2 separate regions of the Homo sapiens genome follow, and region 1 is linked to region 2. Evidence: chromatin loops called from intact Hi-C (ENCODE). Cell type or tissue: Calu3. All regions are shown on one strand.

The links. Hi-C counts contacts between places; a loop is a spot of excess contacts. Peaks named below come from ENCODE experiments on the same cell type or tissue, not always from the same donor. Only the 100,000 strongest peaks of a DNase experiment are listed, where the experiment ranks them.
Region 1: it touches region 2 in a loop (14-fold over the local background); 51 of 110 quality-filtered maps call a loop at or near these places.

What each region holds. Positions count from the first base shown.
Region 1 is chr14:87,741,417-87,749,416 of GRCh38, forward strand. No RefSeq gene overlaps it. Among named protein-coding and RNA genes, the nearest start is that of LINC02330, 90 kb to the left of the region's middle. In Calu3, a CTCF peak has its summit at 4,306 (motif pointing right); a DNase peak (open chromatin) is centred at 4,285.
Region 2 is chr14:87,892,511-87,900,510 of GRCh38, forward strand. No RefSeq gene overlaps it. Among named protein-coding and RNA genes, the nearest start is that of GALC, 97 kb to the right of the region's middle. In Calu3, no CTCF peak of the experiment used is centred here; a DNase peak (open chromatin) is centred at 4,081.

The DNA.
Region 1 (8,000 bases), 150 kb before region 2:
ATAACCCATGCAATTATCTGATTCTCAACTTTTATTATTTTTGAGATATTTGATAACTCTGTAACTTACAGGTAAGAGATAGACATGCAAATTCTGTCTAGTCTGGTAGAGGTTTGACTTCTCTCACTCCCTCTGTGAAGAAAAAAAAAAAAAAACAGTTTTGTTTCAACATTTCTTACTCCATGTAAATTTGTGCTGCTTGGCCTTCTTTATTTGAACTGGTAATTATCTCTGCCTGATCCTTCATGAATCAAATCTCTAGTATGTGTTCATTTCTACATCTGTATGACAGTCAAGATTATTTTTCCAAAAGTATCTTTTAGCATTGGTAAGAAGGTATGACCATGTATTCAAAGATAGAACCATTTAAGCCAAGTGTGCTAGTGTTCTATGCAGCCATAACAAATCACCACAAACTTAGTGGCTTAACACAGCAGAAGACCAACATGAGTCTCATGGGGCTGGAATCAAGGTGTCTGCACAGCTGAGGCCTTCTGGAAGCTCCAGGAGAGCCAATATTCCTTGGCTTGGGGCCTCATCACTCCAGTCTCTGCTTTCATCATCACAGTGTTTTCACCTCTCACTCTGACTCCTCCTGCCTGCCTTTTACAATGACTGTTGTGATTACATAGAGCTCACCCAAATAACCTAGGATAATCTCCCCATTTCAAGAATCTTAACTAAATCACATCTACACAGTACTTTCTGCCATGTAAGGTAACATTCACAGGTTCTAGGGCCATGGACATATTTGGGAGCCCATTTTTAAGGCTAGCATATTAAGAAAAAGCAGGAACTAGAAAATTAAAAGGCTGAGAAAATACAAAAAAATTTTGTAGGGCTCTTCATCTAAGGCTTTTTTTAAGTTGTAAATAAAGGAATTATCAAACAAATTATAATATATATCTATAACTGAAATATTAAGACAGTTATAACAAACGGTTTGTATTGCATATTGACAATACATTTCATGGCAGAGAAAAATTTTTAAGATACTGTAAATAACAAAAGCAATATAAACAGTGTCACTCCACTTGTGTACATTGAAAAAAGAATATTATACATTAGAATTTGTGGCTAAATGGATTCAAGGCGTACCACAAACTGCTATGATGTGTGGTTATCTCTGGAGGGGAATGTGGGATCAAGCAGGGGCATGAAGGGGAACTTTCACTTTGTATTTATGTACTTGGGAATTATTTTGAATGTTTATAATATTGTATTTTACATTGCATATAATTGTTTTTTAATCACAGTAATGAAAATGTTAAGGACAAACCAGAAGGGGCAAAAATCCCTTCCCTTCCTCTTACAACAGTCCTTTTCTGGCCCCTCTAAGAAGCTAAGTGCATTAGTGAGCAAAGAAATGATCGTATCATGCTGGGACGAAATGGAAGAGGAAGGACAAGCACAGGTGAGTGGTCTCTCACCAGAGGTGAGCACATGTTTGCTCAGCTATTGGGCTACAAAAAAAACTGCTGTAATCCACAGGTAGGAGGCCCCTTGTTAAGTCCCATTCCTCTGAACTTTTTTCTTCTGCAGGCAAACTCTGAACTGAGCAGGCACCCTGGATGCTGTCAGAACATTCTACGGTGTCCATGTGGATCATTTCTTTCTTTGATATCCTGCCACTGTAAGCTGGGTCCTAATTAGCAGCCAGGATGTAACATAACATAAGTTCTAGAAATATGCAGTTTCTGCAAGCAGCCGGCTTCCCTCTTATTATGTTAATAATGAAGATATTCCCCGTGGTACCTTGGGATGGCGTATCTGATAAAAACCAGCAGAACAACTGCATGTTCCAGACATTCATGCTGAATAAACAGAACAAGCAGAGATGGTAACAGCTCTGACACAAACTTTCACAGGAATACAAATTTGTAAAACTGCCATTTAAAATCCCCTTGTGTTTGTTCCATTAACTGAGCATACTTTGCTCCACCAAACATCCAAGACTAAAACGGTACCTAAATGGGGCACAGATTAGATTTTCCCTCAGCACCTGAGGCTAGTGGAAGCCCGGGTAGCTTGCTTTTACATTGCTTGACCTAGTTCGAGGATCATAGTACTGTTTAGTAAGGGCAGAATCGCTGGTCCCACTAAAAATCTGGAAACAAGGCCCTGGTCTCAATTGGCTTGTGCATTTATTGAGCCCTGTGGTGTCTGTGCCAGGTGCTAATGGAATCATGGCTCTTGTGCCTCATGATGGTGTTCCAAGCTCCTTTTTTAAGTTTGAAGACCCACTTATACATGGAAATATTATGGATCCCTGTGGGATTAAAACACGATCTATTTTTAGCATTTATTGATTTAATAAATATACATTGAAAGAATCAATTATGAGTTTAACAACACTTTAAATTTGCATCTTATAATCCAAACAACATTTACATATATTTGAATATATATATATGCCTTAATAAAATTATTTATCTATTCCACAGACCACAGATCCAGGGTTCTCTTGCAATATTTCCTTAGCCATTGCTCCAGGAGTCCTCAGTCTGTAATTTAGGAATCATTACTATAGAGTATACAAAAACGAATACTCCCTTTTGTTTTGGTTTGTGCCTTTACAGACCTTATTTCTAAAATGACTGCAGTCAGGGAAGACTAAAGAGAGCGAGCTGATGGAAGACTAGTGGAAGCCATGGCAGAGGGGGTGGAGAGAAAGCCAACAGAATGGGAGAGATGATAAGGAAGAACAATTGTAGGAGTTGGTGACTGCCCCAGCTGTGGGTGTGAGGTAGAGCGAGGGCCTCAATGAGATGTCCCAGGCTCTGTTGTTATCTAAATGTTGGGGTCCTTCACCAAAACAAGGCCACAGGCAGAGTCAATCTACATGACTCCCTGGACATTTCTTTTTCTGAGCTCTCCAGAATGATCCCTGCTCACAACTGGGGATGATACCTTAAGTGCATTTGTAGCTACAATGAAGGACCCATTTTGCTATTACCCAAAAATGAGTCAATTTCAACTCTATTAATATCCAGGGAATTTCAGCATATCACAGGATCTTGGGAGGAATTATCTTCATCTGAAGCCTCCTGTCAAGGATAATTTAGTGTTTACACTGAATTCATGGACTGTCCTGTTCTCTGCTTTCTAGCAACACCAATGTCTTATTTGTAGGTGAAGGATGACAAAGGCAATTTCTCTGGGCACTTTGCTTTACTGTTTGCTTGGAGGCCACAGAAAAGTGGCCAGGGGGGTAATTACGATCACCTTCAGGTTGTGAACTCTACTGACTGTAGAAGAAATGATGATTATATTTATAATTCTAAGTATAACTGGATTACTGGATCTCTTACAACTACCAGGCACTGGGCTACACACTTTATATTTTTTAGCTCAAATATCACCTCCTTGGAGAATCCTTCCATAGCATTCCCCCTCTCCACTTCCTCCCCATTATTCTCTATATATCCATGAGTTTCATTTTCTGCATAGCACTTCTTATACTCTTATAATTAACTTATTGTCTGATTCCTTCATATGTCATCTCCATCCAACTCTAGTCAGTCATCTCCATAATTGGTGGCAGAACTTCTTCATCAACCTCTCTGTTCCCAGTGCCAAGAGCTTGGCATCCAATCAGTAACTTTCTTTTTTCATTTAATTGATAAATGATTGGATTTAAACCTTTCACGAGTTGTGAGTTAGGTACTAGTCCTAACTCAACATCATCTCAGTCAAAAACCATCAGTTTTTTAACTCAACATCATCTCAATCAAAAACCATCAGTGCGTTAGAGTTCATTTCCCTTAACAGTGAAAGAAAGGTGCAGGGGAGATGAGATAGAAGAATAAAAAAACAAATGCATTTATATGTTGATTTGTGGGTGTCAGCGTGTGTATACGTGTATTTATATATTATTTTGATAGTGGCTTTGGTGAAGTTGATACAGGTACAAAAACTGAGTTTGGGAATAAATTGCATCTGAATTGCTCACTCATTTACTTCATTTTGCTTTGAGATTGCTACCTTGGATATAGGATGAGAACAGAAAATAAGATTCCCGTTTATACAAGAAAAATGACCAGTTGTCCTTTAATGTCAATGAACAGAATAGCTTGTACATGATTCTCTTTATGTTATCTGTTTACTAAGAGCAGAACAGCATCTTAACAAAGCAAGGCTTTCCTTAGTCTGCTACACCTATCCTACTCCCAAAAGAGGGGGGAGGGGGAAGAAAAAAGCCTTTCCAATCAGACTTGCCGCCAGATTGCTTAACTTTGAGGATGACAGCCGATAAACCTGGCCACAAGTGCCCTGCTCCCTCCATCCAGCAGATGGAGCTCTGATTGCTCAACCCCAACTCCTAATTTCTCATCCAACTGTGTCTGCCCCATAACATAGCTATTAAGTACTATTATGAAGGCACATGACTAGGTAGCTTTGAAAGAGGTAAGAACAGGAATATCTACACAGCCTCTGAATGTTTCTAGCCCAGAGTTAAACTAATGATGATTCCCTCTCTGTCTTCAGAAGTTTGCATATTGCATAATTAAACATCCCCTTTTTAATTAAAAAAAAAAAAAAAAGAAGAAGAAAGAAAAAGGCAAATCCAATCAAACGAGAATTGGGTCAGAATCCTCAACTTTTCAACCTGCAAGCATGTGCTTACAAATGGAAAGAGAAGGAGGAGGATGACAAAATCCAAATTAAAAGGCACTGTGTAAGTGATAATGATAGCTTTGGTTGGGCAGTCAGATGGATTAATCAGGGGAATTTGAGTAAATTCAGCTGGATGATTTGCCATTACTCTGCTGAAAGCTCTGATATTTACCAACTGAATGTAGTCAGAATTGGATTCTCGGAGTAAATAGACAGGTTTTAAATGCGTGTTAATGAACCTCCCTGTGGATATAACAGTCTTGGCCTGTGTCAGGTCTTACGACAAAGGTGGGACTGTCCCAGAAATGTTCTGCTGTCCCCTTCACCTGCCACTAGCATGGCTTTCCTAACTCAGTGAAAACTGAATAGCTCTTTTCCTGCAGCTTCACTTTATGCATCAGACAGACGGACTGTGGGTAGGGCAAACAATAGGCAGTTAATCAATCAAATGACGAATAAAACCCAGATCTCAAAACTTAACACCCAAACTAAAAGATGCTGCAACTCAAGGAACCTAGAGATCTACATGTCATGTTCTCCAGCTGGGCTGGCAACTTTTACAATGCACAGGGGTCAACATGGAATGTAATGAATGGAAGATTACAGAAGCTTCAGAAGGCAGTGAGCTGAAGTTGAGTTTCATGATCTATGAGGAAGTTGCTGGCCATCGTGAAGCTAAGTCAGGTGTCTGGAAACTTAAATAAGTGTTTATAAAAAACAGGAAAAGGGCTAGGGGGTCTGGAGAAGTAATGATTGTTTGCACCTTGCAGGAACTCAGGCGGCTAACCACGCAGGCTTCACTTTAAATTGGGAAGGCAGGTTCATTCCCTCAAATTAAATTGAATTTGATATTAGGAAGGCCTGCTCCTTTCCAAAGGCTGGTTTTCCCTGCAAAGCACCAAGTGTCATTATGGAGAGGGAAACGCTCTTTAGTCCCCTATGAGCTGGTGTCCAATGAGCCACCAGCCTTCCAGAGCTGGGAATTGTGCATAATAGTAATGGAGAGAAGAGAATATGGGTTTCATAATCTGATTCTGAAATGCCATATGGTAGTTAAGAAAAATGCCTATTTAGTAGAATGTGAAATACCTGAGGATTAATATCAGCTATATTTGTAAGAATAGCTAAAAAGCTGTTAAGACCATAATCATATTCACCTATGATGCCTTTTAAAGGGGAGACTTTAAATGCCATGGTGAATATTTTCATGTATAAGGTTTCTGAATGTCAAGGTTTTTGCATTATGTGATTTATCAGTTTTTAAATACATACATAAGAATGCAAACCTAATATTCAAGTCTATATTGTTTATATATTGCTATAGCAGCTTAAAATAAGAATAAAAACCTCTTCTCTCACACAGTTTCTAAGGGTCAGAAATTCAGGAGCAGCTTAGCTGGCTTGGGTCTCTCATGAGGCTGTAGACAAGCTACCAGACAGGGTTTCAGTCACCGAAGTCATAACTGAGATGATAGACTTTACTTCCAAAATGGCGAGTCAATGCTAGCTGTTAGTAAGGAATCGCATTTCCTCACCATGTAGACCTCATTCAGGGCTACATGAATGTCTTCAGAACATGGTGACCAGCTTCCCCCAGATGCCAGTAATAGCACATGACTATACTTGCTTAGATAAATTAGAAGAGTGTACTTTTATTTAATAAAAGTCCTAAGGTAGGTGGTTCATGACTGGAATAGTAGCTTCACTAACTCATCAGGCACTCAGATTTCTTCTGTAATTCTGTTCTACTACCCTTATTAAAATATCTAAAGGTTGCCTCCTTGTTCAACATGGCTATTAGAGACCCAGCCATCTGTCCACAATCCGGCAGAAAGTAGAAGTGAGAAGGGAAAGGCAAATATGGCCCTCACCAATGGTCTGCCTCACAGTTTTGTTTTCCAGAGGCTCTATCTAATAATTTCTATTTCCACCTGTCAGGCTCTAACTGAGGTCCGAGGGGAGTCGGTGGGCGAGTGGCAGGCGGCTGGAAAAACACTCGAGGAATCGTTGATGGTTTCAACATGCTTTACTCTCTCTCTGGGCATGAGCAAACTGTATGTACAGGGTAAGCAGAGTAATTCTACCTTTTACAGACAATAGTAGCTCTGAGCCAAGCATGAGCTGATGTGGGTGATCACCTAATGCACCTCACATGACATGATTAAATAATGTGCAGTTTTTTGCGCCTGCCCTCCAAACCCACTGAATCAAGCTGTGCCAGAAGGCCAGCCTGGCCTACTCCTGACTAAAGCACAGCCATTTCCCTTACACCATCTCATTAGCCAGAATGGCCAAATCAAGTTGTAATGGAGTCTGGGAAATATATATCTCAGGCAAGCATATTGCCAATCCAAGTAAAATCAACTTTTGTAACTAAGGAAGAAGAAAAATAAAATTAGCATTAGATCAGCAACCAATAGTCTCTTTCATGTCTGTGTCATAGAGTTCTCCAGAAAGTATGTGTCTAAACCTCCACATTATATTTTCAAACACTGACTACACTTTTTAAAATTGATGATCAAAGATCAGAGTAGAGAAGAAAGGAAAGAATAGGTGGGTGGGAAGTAGCAATGGCAGAAGATGCCTGGTGTTTGATGAAAGCATACATCATCCTGGGAATTACCCCATTGTAAGGATCAGAAGGTTGCCAGGTTTCTCCAAAGAGTTTTAGTGGTTCCAAGAAATGAGCTAGAAAGAACAGCTGCATTGTAGCACTATCTGACCATAGCTGGATTATCTCTTTCCAGTGTGACTGGGGACCCATTTGAACATTAGGCTGAAATTCAAAGTTCTTTTTCCATTCCTTCTCCCTGACATTTACAGTAAAAGGTTGAATTCTCTGCCTAGTAAACTGTGAGGCACTGTCAATACTGGGTGTTAGAAAATGATGCAGAAACAAACAGAATATTATTTATGCCAATGGAAACAGTAAATCACCCTTCTTTTGCACCCAAATGACACAACAAGTGCAAATCAAAAGTTCTCACACCTCAGAAGGAAAATATTCCACAGATCTCTTAGAGGAAGGAATTACATACCTGCCTATAGAGTGCAATAAATGTCCATTTTAAAATGAAATAATTTCTCAGCTCCTCAGCACAAGACTTATGGTGTAAAAGACAGCACCAATATTAACGTTTAATATACCCAATATTGTCATGTAACAATAAATCAGCCAGTAAAAAGCAGCAGGGTTTTTTTCCCCCTACTCCTAAAAAGAGTTACAGTGCTTTAATTTGAATGGATGTTAGGTTACGATTATGGGTTAGAATGGCAAAAAAGTATGAATTTGTGTCTCTATAGCAAGCAGATGGAGTTGCACATAGCAGTTTATATAATATGCAGTATACTGCTCTGTCAGTGTCAACGAGTATTCACTTCTT
Region 2 (8,000 bases):
GTAACAAAATACCTGAGACTGAGTAATTTATAAGTAATAGAAATGTGTTTCTCACAGTCCTCGAGGCTGGGAAGTCCGAGATCAAGAAGTTGCAGATTTAGTGTCTGTTGAGGGCCTGGTCTCTGCCTCCAAGATGGCACCTTGAACACTGTGTCCTCACATGGCAAAGAGACGGAAGGGCAAAAAGGGCCTATGCTACTTCCCTCCAGCCCTTTCATAAGGCACCAAACCATTCATGAGGGATTTGATTTAATCACATCCCAAAAGCCCCACCTCTTAATACCACCACAATGGGGATTAATTTTCAATGTGCGTTTATAAAGAATGCCATCATTCAAACCACAGCAGGAGGCTTTTAGTAATAAATTAAAAACTACATTCCCTTACATCCTGTGGGTTTTTATTTTATAGAACACTTTTCACAAATATTATCTTATTCATACCACACTCACGTAAGCAAGCCAAGGATCATCTCTCTAGAGTGGTTCTATGGTATGGTAGTCCTGTGGTATGTATATAGTGGTTTCACACACCAGTCTTAGGCTGTCTATGTCCAAATTCTGCCCCTGTCAGTGACTCAGGAAAGTTACCAACTTTCTACATGCTTCAGTTTCTTCATCTGAGTAATAAGAGTAATAATAATAATAGTACCTACCTCATAATTGAGAGGGTTACATTAGATAGCATTGGCTAGGTGCGGTGGTTCATGCCTGTAATCCCAGCACTTTGGGAGGCCAAGGCGGGCGGATCACATGAGGTCAGAAGTTCGAGCCCAGCCTGACCAACATGGTGAAACCCCATCTCTACTAAAAATACAAAACTTAGCCAGGCATGGTGGTACATACCTGTAATCCCAGCTACTCAGGAGGCTGAGGCAGGAGAATCACTTGAACCCGGGAAGCGGAGGTTGCAGTGAGCTGAGATGGAGCCAATGCATTCCAGCCTGGGTGACAGAGCGAGACTCTGTCAAAAAAAAAAAGAAAGAAAGAAATTAGATAGCACATATGAAGTGCTTAGCCTAGCCCATTGTATGCCCACAGAAGACCCTATTTTGTAGATAGAAAAACTGAAGTTCAGAGAAGTTAAGTGATTTACCCAAGGACATATGACTGCTAAGCACAACCAGGACTAAAACCCAAGTCTTCTAAATCCCAGGACCGCACTCTTCACTATAATATCTTGTCTCTCCCTTTCCTTTCATAATCATGATTCTTTCGTGCTCTGGGTTTAAATCAAGCTGAATCTTTTTGTCCTTTAAGCAATTATAAATGTAATTCCTCGTGCCATGCCCACTCCAGTCATTCAGTAAAGATTACAGTTTCTATAAACCACAAAGTCTTCTTGTCCAAATTCTTTTACGAGAACCTTTATCCCAAGAAGTAACTCATCTTACTGCCTAACAGCAAAGCAGTTCTGTCAAGATAATACCTTCCCTAAATAAAACACCAAGGACATTTAAAGATAGAAGACACAGCAGCCCCCACCAGCAGCCACCAAACTGCTGACTCCCCCAAGTCTACCGTGTTTTGTTCCTGGGTTATCTTTGCTTAGTGAGACAGACCCTAATAGCTTACAGTTATTGTAAATAAATAAACTGAGTGCCCTGTAGATTGCAAAGCTGCCTTGGGACCTCACTTCTGCCTCATTATATTTGTTGCATTTATCCAACCATCTCAGAAAGTGGTTCTCCTTAAAATTATGGGATGCAGAATAAAAAACCCATCAGGATTTAATGACCATATTTCAGTGTCTGATTCCTTAAAGGAACTTGGCTTTTTCAGCATTTTTGCAATCATTCGAACTAGGAGGAGATTGAAAAGGTAGAGCAAGTTTTGTTTTTTTAAAAAAACTACCACAAACCATCCTTCAACATTAAACTATTGATAGGGAGAATGGAGAAGGGATGGACAGCCATGAGTGAGGAGGTTTGGAGAATATTTAAAAAGACAATCTCTCAGTCTAATAAAATACAATTAACTGAATTTCGTGAAGGCTTCTATAAAAAATACACAAAGCATCAATATTAGGCATAAAACCCAAAAGTGGGTTGTTATCTCTAAACCAGAGAAAGCATTTCATTAGTCTGGAGGATTTTATACTCCCGTTGGGAAAATTGCTTTTCCTTCACTCCCCTCTTTTGCTGACTACAGAAACTCAATTGAAAAGTCAATCATCAAAGTCACTTAGCAAATGTCAAAAGGTGCTGCCTCTTTCTAAATATATTTGCTTCCTGGTGGAAAATTCAGGCCCTAGAAACCCCGGCACCTTTCCTCCATGTTGGCTCACAATTTTCCATCATTGTGCCGTTTTTTACTCTTTACGGTTTGTTGTTGTCGTTTGTCTATTTTTGTTGTTGTTGGAAACAGAAAGCCCATTTTATAAGGTTGTGGGCAACAGCTTTTCTCTTTAACATTTCAGTGTTCTTTCACAGTCACTGCACCCGTAAGAGCACCCATTGCCCAGGTTATAAACAAGCATCACACTCCAAACCCACTCATGGCAGCAAGAAAGGCCTTCTCACATTTTATCCTTGGACATGCCTGTTGCTTAATTTACACTCTGCCCGGTAACAATGGTGGTTTCGTTTAAGACCTTACCAACCACAGATCAACAAGGCGTACCCCCTCCTTCTTCAACTCACTAAAACACAAGTCGAGCAGATACACACAGTGCACAAAGGCCCTGGGAGCAGAATTTGAAGATCAGGCACAAACAGTCCAAGCGGGAGCTTATAGAAGCATCTGAAAACCTTGAGTCATAAATGACTGAACTGGAAAGAGCATGATATAAGAGTACTGTCTGGGTACCAAACCAGGCTTCTAGTCAACAGTAGCCACAGTAAAATGGCAATTTACTGGACCTCTGATGTGCACTTGATATATGCTTTACCACTCTACCTCTGGATTCTCTTTTTACTGGCTAGCTATGTAAGCTGGGGCAGACTGCCTCTTTTTTGAACATAGGGTTGTGAAATTCATATATGATATATCTGAACATGCTTTATTAACCAAGTACTTTAAAAAGGAAAGAATTACCTTGCCAAATCTAGGAGGGTGACTTGTGCTGCTGGTTGTCCAGTCTGTGTGTATATTCAATTATCTAACTAATAAATTAACCAGATTGACTGTCTACAATTTCTCATTTACTCTATCTTGGCTATGTGGATGTGTCCTAAAGATGACAGATGGTGACAATAGCAGACAGCTGCAGTGGGGACCTGGTTCCCTCGTGAACATGGCTGGCTTCAGTCTTCTCTGAATAATCCTTAAACTTGGAAAGTCAACACTGTTGCTTTCCAGCCCAAACTTTTTGGCTGTTTGTAGACCACCCAGCTATTTTCAAAAGAACTTTCCATAATCCATAGGATAGATATCTCAACCTTGAAAGGACTTGTGAAGAATTTACTTTGTACTAAGGTGTGCACTTCATTTATGAGTCATAATATATTCCACTAGAGTGCAACCTCCATCAAAGTCTTGTTCTGCGTTCCCGACAGCTCACACATGACCTGCACTCAGTAAAAACATAATTATTTAACATATTGCATCCATGAAATATCAAAAATTGGGGGTTGTCACTAATATTAAATTATAGAAGAAGAAACTGCTGACTGCCTATAACTGAGTGAAAATCATGATAGAAGAATAATTAGTAGGATCACAGCCGTGCGGCTGATGATTTAGATTACAGCCATTTAATAAGTAAACATTCCCTGCCCTTTGAAGAATGCAGTTTTAGTTTAGCCAGGCAAAAGCTGAGATAGGCCAAGAAGAGGTGATGGTAGACAACAAAGGGCTTTCAGCTGTACATTAAACCTGCTTAAATCACATACGATTTAAGTAACGATAGTAAGAATTATAGTAAGAATGGCAGTATGATACTGTATACAATAGTATTCAGAATTCTATATTAGTTTTATATACACCTATATAGAGAGAGATATATATTCTGTAGTTTAGAATTCCTTAATAATAGATCTGTATCCATAAAATCTTTTGACTTCCAATCTCCATTCAGTGTAATAAATCCTCTTTTCTGTGCCTGAGAATGTGGGATACTTTAATCGTAGTCATGCTGCCATCTAGTGGACATATCTTAGACCTGAGGGTCTTCTGTCTTCTGGAAATTGTCAGGAAAGAATTAGAAGTTTTAAGGTTCATGTCTGACATCTATTTTTCTGTAGGAGACTAATTTTTTGAATACCTCTATAGATTTCTCTTAGTTTGGATCAGAGTATTTTTCACACTATTCCTCCTGTCTTAGTAGAAAGATATTTTCAAATGTGTCAGTCACACTCAGTGAGCTGAAAGAGAATTTCTGTTTTCTGCTTTTGTTTAAAAATGAGAAGAGTGTGACAAGAGAAAATGTGTCCCCCTGGAAAGAAGTGCCATCAGACCAGCAATAGCCTGCCTCCTTTTTTTAGATCCATGCTGTATATCTTTGAGGGACGAGGCCTCAAACAGACACACTGACAGGTCACTTCGTTTTGTTTTTTTCTTTCTGTTGTTTTCCTGAGACAATTATGAACACCCCTGTGTGACAAACACACTCCTATTTGAACAGCGACATTTTACTTTAGTCCTTCACCAGCAAGTGCGACAGAGGAAATGAAGGACAAAGCAAAGAATCTGGCTTCTTTCTCGGCTGTGAGGCCTGAATGAGTCACTTCTTTTCTCTGACCTCGGTTTCTCCCTCTGCTCAATGAATAGCGGCATTAGGCAATCTTTAAAGCACCTCCTTGCCCAAAAGCACATTAAGATATATCATATGTGAGTTAAACACCCTATAAACAAAGCCCATACTATGCAAAGCACGTGCAAACAAAATACAATTGCAAGATTTCCCTCATTTTACCCTTCTCTGTTGGTTATCAGGTCCTCAATGCTATCTGAAAAGTCCCGGAGAGAAGGGTTGCCTCTGTCTATTCAGTGGGCAGTTGACACGTAGGATTCATAATTCTGAGCCCTTCATTCACTGGAGGGCATGGATCTTAATTTTGGAGGGCACATTGGAATCACCTGGAGAGCTTTTAAAATACTGACGTTTGGGATCCACCCAGATTTAATTGGTAGGGGGTGCTTCTGGGACTTTGAAGTAGTCTTAAAGTTCTCCAAGTGATTGCAATTTGCAGTAAAGCTTGAGGCCCACTGGTCTACAGAAAATAAAACACAGAAGCCTTAGATAATGAAATGAATCTTTCCAGGGAAGAGCAGGAGAGCAAGGCACCGGCACCGAGTCGCTCATCCTCATATGACCCGCTTCTGGCTTCCTTTAACCCTTTTGCTTCCACGGGTAAATTTCAAACACTGTTACTTGGTTTCTTAATCTATCTGCATGTGCTCCACTAACTCGTTTTTTGCTAAAGGAGGAAAAATAGAAGCTAAAGGGAATATTAAATTCTCCTTGCTAAAGGCTTTTTAAGTGCCATAGATATTTTAAAGAGAAAAGGGAATTTAGAGATCATCTATTCCAAGTCCTTGATTTGACAGGCAAAGACATAAACCAGGAAAGATCAATAGCTGGATATGGGCTATGATATGCTCTGTATAAGCAGGACTCCTTGCTACCACTTTTACGTACATCATATCATTAACTCTTCACTATAGTCTTACAAGATGGTCATTTTACAACCATGTGGAGATTTCATGAGATTAAGCCAACACTGGTAACTGGAAACCTGAACTTGAATCTAGGCCCTTCCAGCTCCTCTGTACATGCAAAGTCCTGGTCCCACAGGTCATGGATGGCCAGGTGAGACCAGAAGACTACAAGCTTACAAAATAGCTATCATTTTTTGAGAACGTACTAGATACCAGACTTGAGCTCAGCACTCTGCATGCATTATCTCATTTAACCCAAACAATAATACTCATAGGATTAATTAACCTACCTACTTTTACACACAAGCAATCTGCAGCCCAGAGAGGTAATTTGCCCAAGATCAGAGAGCTAACAAGAAACAGAGCTGAGGGCCTGTTCAGCCTTCAAAGCCCATGGAGGAATTTTCCCTTATATTATATGACTCATTCCTAACACAGCCAAGCCCATAGGGAGTATCAGTAACACAAAAGTTTGGTAAAGTTTTCTTCCTCATTTCGCAGTGCAAGCATGCCCAAATACTTCATTTGGGTAATTTATATTAGTGGAAAGCGCTTAAAATCAGATTACACTTTTCTCTTTGCCTATCTCTAAAATGCATTTAATAGGCCACAGGTAAACTATGTGATACTTATTAAAATGTACTTTTAGTGCATTCTAAATAGCTGTGATAGCTTCACTGTGAATTTTAAATTTGCACTGCATTTATTTTTACTCTGGAAATACAATTTATATGATTCTTCCCTAATATATTTCTTACCTGATTTGTATTTGATGGCTCAGTCTCAGCAACTGATACATACTAATGATGATATATACTACAGTGGACTAGGGAAAGGGTAGTGTCGATCCCCTCCAAACAGAACATGGGGTGTGATAAGATTAATTCACTTCTGCAAAGCCTTTTAAGGCTCAGAAAAGCACTGTACTAGTGTTTTGTTGTTTAGCATTTCAGAAACTTACATGAAGATAGAATATGTCTTATACAACTAGTGTCCTAGTACTTTTATGTAAACCAAGTTGCTTCATTAAATTACACTTTTAATGTCCTAAGTGAAAATCCTATTGAAAGGGCCAGATATCCCAAGCCATTGCATAAAACCACACACTTACCTCTTACCATTTTGTCTGCTAAAATTAGATTAAAGTGTCTCTGATAAAGGAAGAGATGAAAAGTTGTCATAAAATGGCAACTGGAGAGGAATAAAGGCAAAGGAACAATCTGGATTATTTGCTTTGTTGAGAGTGGAGAACAGCTATGGTTGGATAAAAATCTATTAGCCTCAGGCATGTGTGTTTTACCAAGAGTTAATGGAGCTTGCAGAATGTGTAACCAGCATCACCATGCCCTTTATGATCTAGATAAGATTGGCTCTAACTCCCATTTCATCTCAGCTCCCCCCCCAGAAGATTTCTGTGTATTCATGCCTTTCTACTGCCTCTGATTTAAAATCCTGCTTCTGCAAAATTCACTCTATTTCTGTATTATCTCCTCATCCATTCCCTGTTCTGCACTGCAGCGACCCTCCTAAGGAGAAGCTCAGGTCTCTCCATCTACACAAACCATTCTCTGTCTTTCTGTTTCTGTCTCTGTCTCTTTCTGTGTGTCTCCCTCTCTCTCACACACACATACACATATTCACCACATGTATACACACATGCTTACATTCACACACATCCATGCACACATACGTGTACACATACACATGCACATCACTTACAGAAGCTGTGCATTTGGGTGAGAATTTCAGAAAACTGCAAGAGGTGGAACAGTTACATGACTAAAATGCAGGTCCTTCAAATTGACCATTTATCATCTCCAGGCACATTCCTTGGCCCTCCTTTCCACTAACAGGAGCACTTCACTAGCCTCTGGCCACCACACTAGCTCCTCTCTCTTTTCTCCATGTTCCTAACACTCAAGATCTAATGCACAACAATTTTGAAATTCCTTTGGTTGTCTTAACTCCTGCAAGCCCTCAGTTCTCCCCGTCACATCCCCAAATGACTTGTCAAGATACTTTCCTAAAATAGTTCCCATCTTGAGAATAATTCTGGTAGCAGGTGTGAAAATAGTACATTATTCTACCACCTACAAAACTCTTTCTTCCCTACCTACTTTTTTTGCGACTGGATGTCTAGTAGCTAGGACAATAAACAAATACTGTACTCTGTTTTGATAAAGCCCAGTAACAAAAATGATCATTAAATAATTTTAAAAACAATCCATCTTTATGAGCATCTCCCTAATCTAAATACTTTCCTGGTCTGAGCTGTGTTGAACACACACAGGGCATACCTGTATATTCTCTGGCTTGGAACCCAAACCATCTAGAGGCCCCATCAATTCTGTGGCTCTCAGTTGTACTCAGGGACAGCCGATCATCCACCAACCACAAGAT